Regions from separate parts of the Homo sapiens genome. Here region 1 is linked to region 2. Evidence: read pairs that join two places in POLR2A ChIA-PET (ENCODE). Cell type or tissue: HepG2. All regions are shown on one strand. Links, peaks and the distances in the headings refer to the core of each region. The heading gives the core; the rest is flanking DNA.

Region 1 (7,761 bases), core at 1,569-6,568, 1.9 Mb after region 2:
TCCTGAGGCTTGGATCGCTTAGATGCATGGCCTGGTTGGCTCCCCGAGGGAGGGAGCAGGGGCCTTCCTAGTTCCTGGCCAGTGTTGGTTCTGGCCTAGTTTACACTGAACTTGCCTACTTTTGTCCAGATGAAATGAAATTGTGCTAAAAGCAGCATTAAAGTGGAAAAGAAGTCTTGAAGAACCTGAATTATTTTACTAAAACACAGCTTTGGTCATATCACCCCCTCTTAATCTTTGAGAACTGCCCAAGTTCTGCAGAAGGAGCTCCACACTCCTCAGAATGGCACATGTACTCTTGTTTGAGCCCTGGCCCACCTTTCTGGCCTTTTTCTTACCACTACCCCTTCCCTAGCATGGCCCTTTTTGTTCCAGCCGGCCTCTTGCTGCTCCTGGACGCACTTCTCTCGCCTTGTTATATGCTCTTGGCCTTTGCTTATTGTTGTCTCTTCCATCTGGAATGCCCTCTCTGGCCTTTTCCTCCTGGCAGATGCCCACAGGGCCAGCCAGGAGTCACCTGCTCCATGCTGCCTTCCTGAGTTGCCACCATGGCATTTCTGCAATTGAACTTCCCCCCTGCAGGATGCTGGGGTCAGTTGCAGGAGTGCCTGGCTCCCCACCACCTTGGATCTGTGGCTGGCACACAGTAGGTGCTCTGTGACAGGAACGAGAAGGGCCACCTGAGGGGCTGTGAGGGAGCATCGGGCAGGCCCAGGACCTGGCCTATGTCTGGTGGACTGTGTGCTTGGTGAGCTGGCTGTCTGCATGACATCCCCAGCCTCCCTTAGTGCTTGCTGGTGGGGCTGCCACCTTGGTGTCTCTGCTATTTGCTTGGGCCTGTCAGCAAGACCCTGGTGAGAGTAGGAAGGGGATTTGGGGGTATAAAACCTGTATCGGGGCCCCACTCACCCTGAGGAAGCCTTTGAGGGGACACTGAGGAGATGTCTGTGGTGAGGAGCTGGTTTAGAGGTGGCAGAAGCATCTCTTCCTACTGGCCCTCCTTGAAGAAGGATAAATATTAATACCAGCTGCCATTAGAGGATCCTTTCGTTTCTCATGCTCAGCACTGTCTTTTGGCTTCACACAGAGACAGAGCTGGGGAAAGCAAGTCTGCAGACCATAGTAGCAGAGACTGGGGCTCTTTAAAATGAAAGTCCTGTCCCACCTGGTCATGAGGCAGTCAGGACAGGCTGTGGCACTTCCTGTTCCTGCGAGGAAGAATGCATCCTCCTGACAGTAATTGCAGGGTGCAGTGGGAGCCCCAAAGCAGGGATTGCAGTCTCCGTTTGTCTATGAAATGAGGGGATTAGACTACAGGGGTACCTTTCCTGTTCGAAAATTCCTGTGAATGGAGCCTGGCAGGCGGTGTCTTTATGGTGCCTCATAGTGGGACCCAGGGTTGTCACTCAGAGGCTTCCTGTCATTATCCCAGGTCTGCGTGCCACTCAGAGAGACCTGTGGAGGAGTGGCTTTCTCGCCATGGCTGATTAGTTGGACTTGCTTTTCTTTTTTCTTTTTTTTTTTTTTTTTGAGATTCAGTCTCACCCTGTCACCTAGGCTGGAGTGCAGTGGTGTGATATCAGCTCACTGCAGCCTCTGCCTCCCAGGTTCAAGTGATTGTCCTGCTTCAGCCTCCTAAGTAGCTGGGACTACAGGCGCCCACCACCATGCCCAGCTCATTTTTGTATTTCAGTAGAGACAGGGTTTTACCATATTGGCCAGGCTGGTCTCGAACTCGTGACCTCAAGTGATCCACCCGCCTCAGCCTCCCAAAGTGCTGAGATTACAGGCGTGAGCCATTGCGCCTGGCCTCTCTCTTTCTTTAAAGACTTTTCTTTCTTGAAGTTGAGCCACCCTTAGGGCTGAGCCTGCATGCACATGGGCCTGTGGGACCACTGGTGAGCACAGGGCTTATATTGTTTGCAGAGTATGTTTCTAGAACCTAGAAGCACATGGTATTTCCAGAATCCTCTTTAGGAACCCATGAATGTGTGTGTTTGTTCCGGGCCCCTGGAAGATCAGCTTGGAGAAACCTGAGTGGTGGAGGGAGTGGGTTGATGTCCAGGGAGGGGTGGGCTCATTTTGGAAAGGACAGAATGTGGGATCTGTCTTTGTTTCTGACTCCACAAGGCCTGCTCTCCCCTCCTTACTCATCCCAGCCTCTACCTTCCTACCCACACCTCTCTGTCCTCCTTCGTCATCTCTCCCTGGAAAATCAATTGTATTACCTCCAACATCCACCAGTCATAGGGTACGTATTCCGAATAGCAGGGACGCTGAGGAGCTGGGAAAAGTGCATTATAAGAGTAGATCCTGATTGGTAGGATTGACAGGTGTTGCTAGGAAAACTACTTTGGAAAATAGATAATCCGGGTAACTCACAAAGAACAAATATACATTAAAAATGTATGAGAAGCCAGGCGTGGTGGCTTACATCTGTAATCCCAGCACTTTGGGAGGCCGAGGTGGGCGGATCATCTGAGGTCAGGAGTTTGAGACCAGCCTGGCCAACATGGAGAAACCCCATCTCTACTAAAATTACAAAATTAGCTGGGTGTGGTGGTGCGCGCCTGTAACCCTAGCTACTCGGGAGGCTGAGGCAGGAGAATCACTTGAACTGGGGGGTGGAGGTTGCAGTGAGCCGAGATGGCACCACTGCACTCCAGCCTGGGCGACAGAGCGAGACTCTGTCTCGAAAACAACAACAACAACAAAATACACACACACACACACACACACACACACACACACACACACTAGAACTTGAAGCTGTAAGAAAATGTTAATTTCCTTTGATCTATTAGTATTGCTCTTGAGAATTTAAGAATAAAGAATTTATTAATTCTAAAAAGGAAAAGAGCTCTAAGTACAAAGATATCTATTTATTATTTTTTTAATCTCATACCTTCCTGCACACCAAAGATATTTATAGCAACATTGCTTAAAATAGAAAAGAAAAAAAAACAAAACCAAAACTGTAAACAGCCTCAGTGTTTCATGTGGCTGTATAATTCATGATACCTAGAGTCAGTGAGTATTGTGTCACTGTTATCTTAATATGAAGATAATGTTGTTTCTTGGGAAAATGTTGATGAATTTAGATGAAAAAAGTAAAACACAGAATTGCATAAGTGCATAAAAACTGATTACACTGCCCATAGTAAAAATTGGCATAATGCCAATAACTGGATTTGGGCAAAGAGGTTATGGGTAGAGCATGTGTGTGTGTTTGAAATTGCTTTAATAATTTATATAACATCTTTTTTTTATTTATAAGACAAGGCCTTAACTTCAAAGACTTTGGATTTGGGTGGGAAGGAGGCCAGGGGGAGGGACTCCCATCTGTTACTACCAGGAAAACCAAACAGCTCTGTCTTTATCAGCTACCGGCACTGCATGCAGGGGCTGGAGGATTCAGATGGGCCTGACTTCATAGACTGGCTGAGTAACTCGGGTTCACAGCGTGGACTCTGCCTCCAGCCCCCAGCTGGCTCAGGGCCCCAGACGATTTTCACACCTGCGTTTTCATGGAACCAGCCCAGTGAGCACGTGAGGCTTTGAGCCACCCGCCCACTCACCTCTGGGCTGCCTCTTACTTCAGGCCCCTGCCACAGCAGGAGGAAGCTGAGTCTTTCTTCTGCAGTTCCAACTGGCAGCAGGGAGGGTGTGCTTTGCTAATTGACCTCCTGCAGCCTTTTCTAACCCAGGTGGGGCCCTAGTGAGGTAGCGTCTTGCTCACTTACATTGTTGCACATATTAATTGAAGTGTTGAATTTAGTTGCTCTTTAATGCTAGCCACATCCATCCAGTTCACATCTGACCTAGCAGGCAGGGCCGTCTGACCCCACGTCTTGCCGTGAGATCTGCTGGGACGCGCAGCTGCAGGTTTGGGTGTGGCGCTGAGCAGCTGACTGTCTTCTGAGCACCTTCTCATATCTCTGTGGCATCTCAGAATCTCTGGACATCTGGTGAATGGCCTTCTCACCCACCACTCCCCTCGTGTGTAGTAGCCTTTTCTTCTGAGTGGAGAGCCTTATTTTCTTAACACGTGGAGTGTCTATTTGGAGGGTCCATGATCATCCCGTTGCTGTGACCAGCCCAGGAATGTGACCAGGGCAGGACAGGGAGACTCCTTGGTGTTGTGCAGAGTCCCCAGGTGGGTGGCAGCTGGAGAGCCCCCGGCGTACCTTGAGTTCGCAGGTTGGAGCCTGCTGAAGCTCTGCCCGACAGAATGCGTGTGGAGGGAGGCCCAGACCCAGCTGGGGCCCTGGTTATCTCCAGTGTATATTTGCTAAAACCAAATTTCAGAACTGTCAAAGACTGGAGTTTGTTCTTCTGTGATCAGATTGAAGTAGGACCTTGTGGCTGGAGGTGTGCCAGGGTCAGAGAGAAAATGGAGAGTATGGGCTCAGGGCACGCCTGGATGCTCATTAGGGGTACTCAGGCCAGCTTCATGTGTTCCATGGCAAGTGATGGCTGTGTGTGTGTGTGTTTGGAGGTGGGGCTGGTGACTGTCTCTGTGCTTTTCTAGAATATCGTGTTTATTCCTAGATGCCCCAACCTCATCTTCACGCCCTACAGTGGCATTGAGCCTGGTTCTGATCATTGCTGGTCATGTGAATATTAAGTGCCATAGTGTCTAAGGAACAAGCTGCCTTCTCGAGCCCAGGCCCCAGCAATAACTGTTCCTCTCAGTTCCCTAATTTAGAGACCACGTGTGTGCCCCAGGGTTGTCAGCAGCTCGGTTTTTTGAAGCTTGAAACACATTTCCATAGAAACAATGCTATAAATGGTGGTTGGGTACCTAGGCTAGCCCACAAAGAGCCCTGGTGTCACCTCAGAAGTTGCTGAAATAAGGTATTAGTGAAATTGAGAGCCCAAATGCAGCAGTCATAGTTAGTACCCAGGACGCTGGAGGTTAATTGGTGTGGGTTTATTTGTGTAATTTCCTTTCTTTGGTGAGAGGTGTTTCAAAGCTCTCTAGATAAGGGATGCTCTGTAGGCACTCCCCCGCACCATCCCCACCCAGTCACAATCCCTCCTCTCCCGGTTTACATTCCTTCTTCTTTCCTCATCAAGCCAGGGGCCTGGGCCTACCTGCCCTCTGGTATGTTTATGATGAGGAAATCCTGTTCAGTGGCCCTTACATCATCATTGTCATCATCACCATCATCATCATCATCATCATCGTCATCATCATCATCACCGTCGTTACTGTTATATAAATCATCTTGATCAACTTAACAGAATAAACATGACACCTATTTAGAATTCTCTTCTGATTGCTTCTAATATTCCTTTGCAGTTTTAACACAGCTTATAAGTTCACCTGACATATTTTTTGGTGCTGATTTTGTCACTTAACATGACTTCACCAAATGGTTTCATCAGATAGTTTCCCTCTGTCCATCCTTTCATATTTCATTCTGTTACTCTTCCTTACCGTACCATAATCTGAATGGGCTCTATATACAGGTGCTGTGGAGCATCTTTTGTAAAAACTTCCTTGTGGTGACATTTTAGATTATTTTTATGGGATATAGTCCACCAACCGTAATTACCTGGTCAGCGTTTTAAACTCTTGCAACACTAAATATATACACCTACAATATACCCGCAAAAATTAAAAAAAAAAAACAAAAAAAAAAACCCAGCCGGGCACGGTGGCTCACACCTGTAATCCCAGCACTTTGGGAGGCCGAGGCGGGCAGATCACCAGGTCAGGAGTTTGAGACCAGCCTGGCCAATATGGTGAAACCCCGTCTCTACTAAAAATACAAAAATTAGCTGGGCGTGGTGGTGCGTGCCTACAGTCCCAGTTACTCGGGAGGCTGAGGCAGAAGAATTGCTTGAACCCGGGAGGCAGAGGTTGCAGTGAGCCAAGATTGCACCACTGCACTCCAGCCTGGGCAATAGAGTGAGACTCCATCTCAAAAACAAAACAAAACAAAACAAAACAAAAACCCTCTTGCAACACAATGCCAAATCACATTCTAGAAAGATTTAAACTGTTTATGGTAGCACAGCAACGTATATGCAACTGCCCTGCCAACAGCAGCTTTCCTGTTTTATTTATTTACTTATTTTCATGTTGGGGCGGGCCATAATGGGGCCTTAATGATATTCCAATTTGCATTTCCTAAATTGCTGCTGATGTAGGTTTTTCCTCTCGATGATTTACTGATGTGTTTCCTCATGTGTCAAACCCTGCTCATGTCCTGTGACTGCAGAGCCTCCCGCCTCATTTATCTCCTTGAACCACTTTCCTGTTGGGAAACGGCAAGTCCTCTCTTCCTCACTGGCCCCACCCCTCACCTTGTCTCACTCATCTCCACACCTGCCCAGCTCACCACCTCAGTGACTCTGGGGAGGGAGTGAGAGGGAAAGACCCTGGAAGCCCTTGTGATGGAGGCCACAGGGCAGGAGGTAGATGCGAGGGAGACCCTGGGAGGAGCCACAGGCTGTTAGAGCTGGAGGGGGCACTGGAATGCATCTGGCCCAGGAGTTACGCACTCAGAGGCCAGCAGAGAACAGAAGGGATGAAATGACAGAGGCTGGCAGAGTGTGATGATAAATGACAGTGACTCGTGGCCTGGGAATGGGTGGGATCTTTGGAAAATTGGAAAGTCTATCCCACCTAAGCAACCCTCCCTGGCAGTGCTACTCAGTTCCACCTCCAAGAAGGAGGTTTCCAATTTTTTTTCCATGACAAGCCAGAAGTTCTGATTTTTAGTTTGTTTTCTGATTTAAAAAAAATATTGGCAATAGTCTGGGTGCAGTGGCTCACGCCTGTAATTCCAAAACTTTGGGAGCTGACACTGGCAGATCACCTGAGGTCAGGAGTTCGAGACCAGCCTGGCCAACATGGTGAAACCCCATCTCTACTAAAAATATAAAAAATTAGCCAGGCGTGGTGGTGCACACCTGTAGTCCCAGCTACTCGGGAGGCTGAGGTGGGAGAATCGCTTGAACCTGGGAGGTGGAAGTTGTAGTGAGCAACAGAGTAAGGCTGTGTCTCAAAAAAAAAAAAAAAAAAAAAAGTTGGCAATAAATTCAGTTAAAATAAAACATAATATGTGAGTCAAATAAAACACATCTGTGAGGGAGAATGGCCCATGAGGCTCCAGTCTGTAATCCCTCATTTTATTAAACTTCTTATTGGGAAACACGGGCCCAGAGAGGTATCCTCATGTAGCAGAGAGAAAGCTTCAGAGGGTCCAGAGGTCAAATGCCATCTGTATGACCTTGGCAGAGCTGTTTAACCTTCTTGAACCTCAGCTTCCTTATCTATAAAATGGGAAAAATGGCTTCCTTCAAGGGTGCTGGGGTGGACTCAGTAGGCTCATATCATCTCAAGCATGTATTTTTTATTTTTTAATTTTTTTGAGACAGGCTTTCTCTCTGTCACCCAGGCTAGAGTGCTGAGTGCGGCGGTGTGATCTCGTCTCACTGCAACCTCTGCCTCCTGGGCTCAAGCGATTCTCCCCACTCAGCCCCCCAAGTAGCTGGGACTACAGGCACACACCACCATGCCCGGCTAATTTTTGTATTTTTTGTGGAGATGGGGGTTTCACCATGTGGCCCAGGCTGGTCTTGAAGTCCTGAGCTCAAGCAATCCACCCACCTTGGCCTCCCAGAGTGTTGGGATTACAGGCGTGAGCCACTGTGCCAGGCCAATGTCAGGCATTTAGTAGCTGCCTCACAGATGTGAGAAAAATCCTGTGTAGGTCATCCAGAAAATTAGAGGAAGAAATAGGCTTA
Region 2 (7,485 bases), core at 1-5,000:
CATTCCTCTTGTATTCTTGAAGTCAAATCTTCTTTTTTCTCACCTTCAAGAGTCTGCGTTCACAACTAAACACTAAGTGCCCTTTCTTATTTCCTCCTAAAGAAGAAACAGATTCTTGAGAGAGCAGAGACAAAAAAATAGAACTAGGCAGCATAGATGAAACAACTGCATGACATGGGAAGAAGACAACTAAACCCCGAGGAGAATGCACTGGAATGGACAGTTGCTCTTAAACCCTACCCAGAGGGCCTCCCCCAGCTGGACCCTCATACACAGTGTGTGTATCCAAAAGGCCATTGCTATTTCAGCAAATATTTGTTGAGTACTTCTCCATGCCGGACACTTGGGAAAGAGAAATGAACGACACAGGCAATGCCCCTGCCCTGTGGGCCTTATATTATAGTCAAGGTAACAGAATCAACAAGCCAACACAAAAATAAAGAACTTCAAATAGGGATAAGAACTCTAACAAACACAAGGTATTTTGGTCAAGAAGGAATGTGGGGTGGGCAGTGGGGAACGTAACTTAAATTAGATCATCAGAAAGTCCTCCCTGAGGAGATGGGATTTTTTTGTTTTTTAGAGACAGGGTTTCACTCTGTCACCCAGGCTGGAGTGCAGTGGCACAATCACACCTCACTGCAGCCTCAACTTCCTGGGCTCAAGTGATCCTCCTGCATCAGCTTCCCAAGTAGCTGGGACTACAAGTGTGTACCACCACATCCAGCTAACATTTTTGGGGGTGGGAAGAGATGGGGTCTTACTATGTTGTCCAGGCTAAGAGGTGGGATTTGAGCTGAGACTTGAATGCCCAGGAGTTAAATGTCTTAAGATATGGAGCAGGCCGTTAGAAAGGAGGGAGCAGCAACTGGAAGGTAGAATAGTCTTATTCAAGGAATAAGAACTATGTAATCACAGCATGGTGAAGAGTTAGGAAGTGAAAGAAAAGGTCAGAAAAGGAGGCAAGGGGCTTATAAGGGTGTGATAAGAAGCTTGATGTTTACACTTAAATACATTGGGAATTCTCTTATCAGTTAAGTCTCTTTAGGTGAAAGGACAAAACCTACCTTAAACTAGCTTAAACAATAAAGATAGCTGGCTCATATAACTGAAAAATTACAAGATTAGCTTCAGGAAGGGTTTGATCAAGACTCCAGCTCCATTTCTTTACGATTCTTTCAGCACTACCTATGTGTGCTGGCATCCTCAGGCTGACTTCTTTTATGGTACCAAAGTTGGTTGCAGAAATTCCAGGCCTCATATGCCCAGAACACTGTATCTAGAAAAATATCTCAATGGTAAGAACTATCTTTTCTTTACTTGTCAGCTATATTGTTAGGAGGCAGTAAAAAAGCAGTGATGACAGTTAATGTTTGAACACAGATCCACATGAAGACCTTATGAAAGGAGTGAATGAAAACATTGGATGATTTAGGTCCTCTGAGCATGTGTCATGAAAATGTGATGCCCTGGCCGGGTGTGGTGGCTCACGCCTGTAATCCCAGCACTTTTGGGAGGCTGACACGGGCAGATCATGAGGTCAAAAGATCGAGACCATCCTGGCCAACATGGTGAAACCCCGTCTCTACTAAAAGTACAAAAATTAGCTGGGCATGGTGGCGTGTGCCTGTAGTCCCAGCTACTTGGGAGGCTGAGACAGGAGAATTGCTTGAACCAGGAAGGCGGAGGTTGCAGTGAGCCGAGATTGCGCCATTGCACTCCAGCCTGGCGACAGAAAAAGACACCATCTCAAAAAAAAAAAAAAAAAAAAAAGTGATTCCAGATTAGTAAAGGCAGGGACCCAAAGGATCTAAAGAGATGTACAGTTAGAGTATTTAGCAGACACTATGGATATTAGATTTCTTAACAGCCCAGGCTTGGGTCCCTTCCTAGATCATTTAAAATAGAATCATAATATTGTTCCTCCCCAGCTACGAGTTGCTATAAATATGATGCTAGAATACCACAGGCACAGTACAACTCTCTATGGAAAGAATGTACAGAACACAGATGATAGTAGCAGCATATTCAAGTAACACGCACAAGGTGATCACAACTGGGGAGGGATGAGTAACAGGACGTTGGCCAGTTAGGAAGAAAAATGGTAACGCAAGACTGCAGCTGCTGGGACTGAGCCATGGGCCCCAGCCACAGCAAGCTGATGCATGGCTGAGGTAATCAGAGAACAAACATTTCAACCACCCTTTGAGGCAGAGCCAGAAACAACAGTGGACTCTCTCATCAGCAGTCACTCACATTCCAGCGCGTACACAGCATGGAAAGAGGTCAGGGTCGTGCTGGATGTTGAGTTGCAGTCCCTCCATGTAGGCAAACAGTAACCTTTACAGCCTTGTCTTTAAAAAATATCCCTCCCAGATGGTAAGGTCTGGCAACAGTGAGATGCTCCTGTGGAAGACCACAGTTGCTGCTTCTCTAGCCTCACACTCCCCCGCCCCAGCCCAGCCCTTCCCCACACCTAAGACAGGAGCCTCAGGAATGTGTGACAGTCTTGCAGGGACTTCTAAGAGCCATCTCTGCCCCACTGAATGATAAGGCAGACCACTTTCTGAGAAGTTTTTATTGCCTCGAAATGTCAGATCTTACAAATAGAAAACACAAATTATGTTTTTAAAATAAAGCAATAGGTTTGGTAAACATTTTGTTAATACCTTTTGAAGGGTTTATGAGTAAACATCTTTCTCTTTATCAAAAAGTAAAGCACACCCTCACCTCTCTTCCACACTGACTCACTACTTCTGCCGAAAACGTGGACTTCTTTCTTCTATTACATACAGCATGTTCCTTGCATCCATTGCTTGAATCTGTACAAACACACACACACACACATGCAGACACACACAAACCTGGCTCCTCTCAGGCAGTGGCCCAAGCACCACAGTATTGCAGCCAGCACAGGCTGCCCTGATATGCTGAGGCCAGGGCAGTGGCTGGAGCAAGACAGCACAGTGGTCACGATCACAGTTGCCCAATGCATAGGAAAAATTACCAAAACCTCATTTTTAGGAGATATTACCAAAGCCCATGAGTACAGCCAAACAGCAGGCTAGATAGGAAAGATCAGCTTGAGTTGGTTTAAAGGGAATCCCTTTAAGTTTAGAATATCTGATAAAGATTATCGCTCAAAGCAGGTGAGGAGAGGGGTTGGTGGTGCAAATACTGTCCCCAGCAGAGGTGAGATAAGCTTTTAATTCTAACAGGCTCAATTCCCATTTCAAGGGGCACCTTTCCTTCTACCCCTTCCCTCTTATCTCTCAGAAGCACCTTTGGATTTTCAGAGTAGAATGAATCAAGATTAGTTTTCAGCAAAGGTTAGAGTAAGTTGACGGGGATTACCCTGCCTTGGAATAAAACAAGCACTTGGGCTGATGGCTGAGATTCCCAATGCAACATCAAGATAAAGGCATCAGAGGTGACTGTGACACACAGAAGTCCCTGGGGAAGTACTTCTGTAAAAAAGAACCTTCCCATTCCCAACTCAAGCTACCAGAGTTCCCAAATATGTGCTTTCACAAATATACTCAGAAGGTAGCCCCCAGCATGATCACACCTAGGTAGGTAGCCCTCCTGAGTCGGTATCTCTGTCATGGCCACAACAAAGTCTTTTGTCAAGTTTATTATGGTTGGTTTGCTCAGCTCTTAGGAAAGAGGGTTTGGAGACAGACCCGTTAGGCCAGGAAAATTTAGGCCCACAAGTCCCGGTGGAGCTGTTCTGATGGAGTTGTTCTAATGGTGCTTCCTCTCCTGCAGAACTTGAGCAATCAGTCCGATGACCCAGGAGATGACCCCGGCAGAGCAGCTTGCCACTTATTAGAACTGGGCTTCATGAGAGGCTCTTAGGACACTGGAAATTTCAAGTTAATATCCTGAATAGGCTTTCTTCCTGTGAAAATTTTGCAGGCATTGTCCACGATGGATGGAGGAAAAGAGGGAAGGCAAGAGACCAAGCTAGGATTGACTCCAATATTCTCTGCCACCCTGTCCCAACACCAACTCCCATAACCTAAAAGGGGGTGGAGGTGGGAATCAAATTTGCATTTGGTGATAGGTGCAATTTTCTCCAACTAAATCATCCAAGCTCTTACGTGGGTTCTAGGAGGAATAGGCCATCCATGCCACAAATAGTCCCACTGATTCCCTCCAAAAACATCTCTAGCGAAGCCCTTTGTGCTGGCGGTGAGAGCTGTGCTGAAGGAAAAGGTGGGGTGTTCGTGTTCCCTGAGTTGTCACCACCTTCCTCTCAGAGATGATCCTCTGACACAGCAGTGGGCACTTTGCTGGTGTTGCTCTCCTCCTCCTCCTCTTGGAGTTTCTATAAAGCAAAACAAACAGGCAGTGCTGTGGGTAAAGGCACAGCACTCCACCCTGGCTGGAGCAGCTGCCTGGCCATGACTAATCAGTGGGGAATACAAGAGCCGGGGGCCACTCAGCATCCCAGAGAGCCAAGAAAGAGAACAAGAAAAGAAGCAACCAGCCCCTGCCATAAATGCACCCACAAACACACACCACCCAACATCATGAGGTCATCAGAGGGAAAAAGGGGCAAGCTTTCTATGATGCCAAGGCCACCACAAATGATCCAGCTCCGAGTGCCACTCTTTCAGGCTCACTCTCGGGACTGAAACAGAAGCAAAGCCCCTTTTCCCTCCACATTCTGACAGCTGAAAACTCACCTCAACTAACCATCAAATCACTGTCCAAGGTGCCAGGTCTGCGATTCCCTTGGAATTTCCAACAACCCCCACTTGGAGGCAGCCCCAGGATGAGGAATACTTTTTTTTTTTTTTTTTTTTTTGAGATGGAGTCTCACTTTGCTGCCTAGGCTGGAGTGCAATGGCGCGATCTCGGCTCACTGCAAACTCCGCCTCCCAGGTTCAAGTGATTCTCTTGCCTCAGCCTCCCAAGTAGCTGGGATTATAGGTGCCCACCACCATGCCCAGTTAATTTTTGTATTTTTAGTACAAACAGGTTTTCACCATGTTGGCCAGGCTGGTCTCGAACTCCTGACCTCAGGTGATCCACTCACCTTGGCCTCCCAAAGTGCTGGGATTACAGGCGTGACCCACCGCGCCCAGCTGAGGAATACTATCATAATGAACATGCAGTAGATGCCAAAGCAGCATGCATAATTGCATATGTAAGCTCAATGGCTTTAGCTTTCTAGGGGAGGGATGGCACAGGATTCATTTACAGGAAAGTCTTCTAAGTCACACTTTTTAGGTGAGTTTGGAATTCAACATGGCCTGGAAATTATCCTGTGGGGCCCCTAGGTACATACTGCCAACCTGGGCCTTTGTCTACTGTTTTAAGAAGTACTTTGTCTGTGACCTCAAGGGTTCTTCTGATTCACAAGAAGGCCTTGGGCACAGGTGCAGCACCACACAGCCAACACTACTCAAGGCCTAGAGGACATGCACAGGGCTAAGACAGAAGCCAATGTCAAGTGGACAAATGGTGCTTTCTTCCCCAGGGAGTGTCTCAGTGCCTGTTTGTGGTAATGGAGACAGCTGTAGAATCCAACCTTCCCATTCTCAATCTTGCTAACACTTGGCATCAAGTCAGCCTCAGCCATGAGGAGCCATCATTCAGGAAACTAACAGCCTATTTCAGTCACTTAGTCTCCCCTCTCTCTCTGACACACACACACACACACACACACACACACACACACACACACACCACGCCCGCCTCCTCCAAAGCCATCACCTGGAAATCACAATCACAAATGGGAAACAAGTTAGTGGAGACAGAAGTGCAACTACTGTCTATGTGCTAGAAGAAAAATGGAAACCCAAACCAGTAAGATGTTCATAGTCAAGGTCAATCATTACCCTGTCCCAGAAGTCCCATCTCTTTTTCCCTAAACTATACATCTCACTGATTAGAAAGAGCAGGTCTGGCCAGATCTGCCGTGTGCCCAGTCTTCACCTGACTCTGACAATGAATTTGTCCACAGGTCTCTGAGTTACACCAGCTGCCATGGGGTGCGTAATGTCACGGCTCCAGAGGAGGGCTGCTCTGTGATGGCCCTGGCTTCCTTGCTGGTGTCAGTCCCAGCATGACTTTGACCCCCCATAATACCATGCTGCCACAGGTGCCAGGGAGGTCTACAGACACATAGTGAATTATCCAGGGACACAAGACAGGTGAGCACCATTTATTGGAACCTAAGGCTGTTATTCCTACTCAGCGCTATTTCCAGCACCCCACACTCAAAAGAGACTGAGCCAACAATTGTAACCTTGATTAACAAACCTGGTCCATGTACACAAAGAGCTGGCTGCAAGAATAATGAAATAGTGGAACAACTGAAATATTGAGTGAGATGGAAATACACAGTAGACATGAGGTTGTGGTATAATGTAACACTGTAGAAATGTTATCAAGCTATACTAAGTAAGCAGGGTAGAAAACAAAATATACGCAAGCATGTCCATAGATTACAACACTGGAAATGCTACTAGGTTATCTCTGGGAAGCAGGATTATAGGTGATTTTTATTTTCTTTGTTTGCCTATGTCTGCCAACATAAACACAGGTTATAAAGTCAACACAGCAAATCTTATGTCACTTGACATAATACGTCACGTTCCAAACTGAAACCTTTCACTAGGCTATACATATATTTACCCAAGTGTACCAAATCATTTCTCTCTCTCTCTTTTTTTTTTTTTCGAGATGGAGTCTTGCTCTGTCACCCAGGCTGGAGTGCAATGGCATGATCTCAGCTTACCGCAACCTCCACCTCCCGAGTAGCTGGGATTACAAGCGTGCGACACTAGCCTGGCTAATTTTTGTATTTTTAGTAGAGATAGGATTTCACCATGTTGGCCAGGCTGGTCTCAAACTCCTGATCTGCCCACCTTGGCCTCCCAAAGTACTGGGATTACAGGCATGAGCCATCGCGCCCGGCCAGTGTACCAAATCATTATGTCCCCTTGTACACAGTGTGGGTGAAAAATCCATCTCCACAGTGGCCATACTATGGCCCTGACACAGAATTAAAGAATGTCATTCCTGCTGAAAGGCCTTCCCTGTCTCCCCAGTGAATTTCCTGTTCTAGGCTCCTTCTTCCACATGCTTTTCTGCTGCTGCCTGCCAACTCTAGAACGTAATAGCAAAAGACAAATAGTAAAGACCTAAAGATTATCATCTATCTGCCAACACAGATCCTTCAAACACTAAAAATATCCCTTACAGATATCTCTTGCCTTAGAAAATTGGCGAAGATTTTTCAAAATGAAAAATACTCAGTGTTGGCGCTCATATGACTGCCTAGCAATAGAAATTGCTAGTACTCAAAGTACCTTTCTAGAGGACAGTTTAGCAACACATACCAAAGTCTTTGAAATGGGCATGACCATTATTCCATTTCTCCAGGAAATATGGTACTTGAGAACATGCACAAAGATTCAGCTTCCAACATATTAATCACAATATTATTTGTAACAATTCAAAACAACCTTA

The links. ChIA-PET counts read pairs that join two places held together with the same protein. Peaks named below come from ENCODE experiments on the same cell type or tissue, not always from the same donor. Only the 100,000 strongest peaks of a DNase experiment are listed, where the experiment ranks them.
Region 1: POLR2A ChIA-PET joins it to region 2 with 5 read pairs; 1 of 35 experiments calls an interaction of 5 or more read pairs at or near these places.

Annotation. Positions count from the first base shown.
Region 1 is chr14:73,767,791-73,775,551 of GRCh38, reverse strand. It overlaps a transcript of MIDEAS not described here. Among named protein-coding and RNA genes, the nearest start is that of MIDEAS, 11 kb to the right of the region's middle. RefSeq lists enhancers at 88-646, 3,793-3,852, 3,973-4,042. In HepG2, for the core only: no CTCF peak of the experiment used is centred there; a DNase peak (open chromatin) is centred at 3,471.
Region 2 is chr14:75,643,246-75,650,730 of GRCh38, reverse strand. FLVCR2 (FLVCR choline and putative heme transporter 2) reads right to left here. Exons shown (of 10, transcript NM_017791.3): 10 at 2,564-4,330. The coding sequence ends at 4,259. ERG28 (ergosterol biosynthesis 28 homolog) reads left to right here. Exons shown (of 5, transcript NM_007176.4): 5 at 1-940. Among named protein-coding and RNA genes, the nearest start is that of ERG28, 14 kb to the left of the region's middle. RefSeq lists an enhancer at 2,091-2,385. In HepG2, for the core only: no CTCF peak of the experiment used is centred there; DNase peaks (open chromatin) are centred at 330, 2,220, 3,791 and 4,370; H3K4me3 peaks cover 262 bases.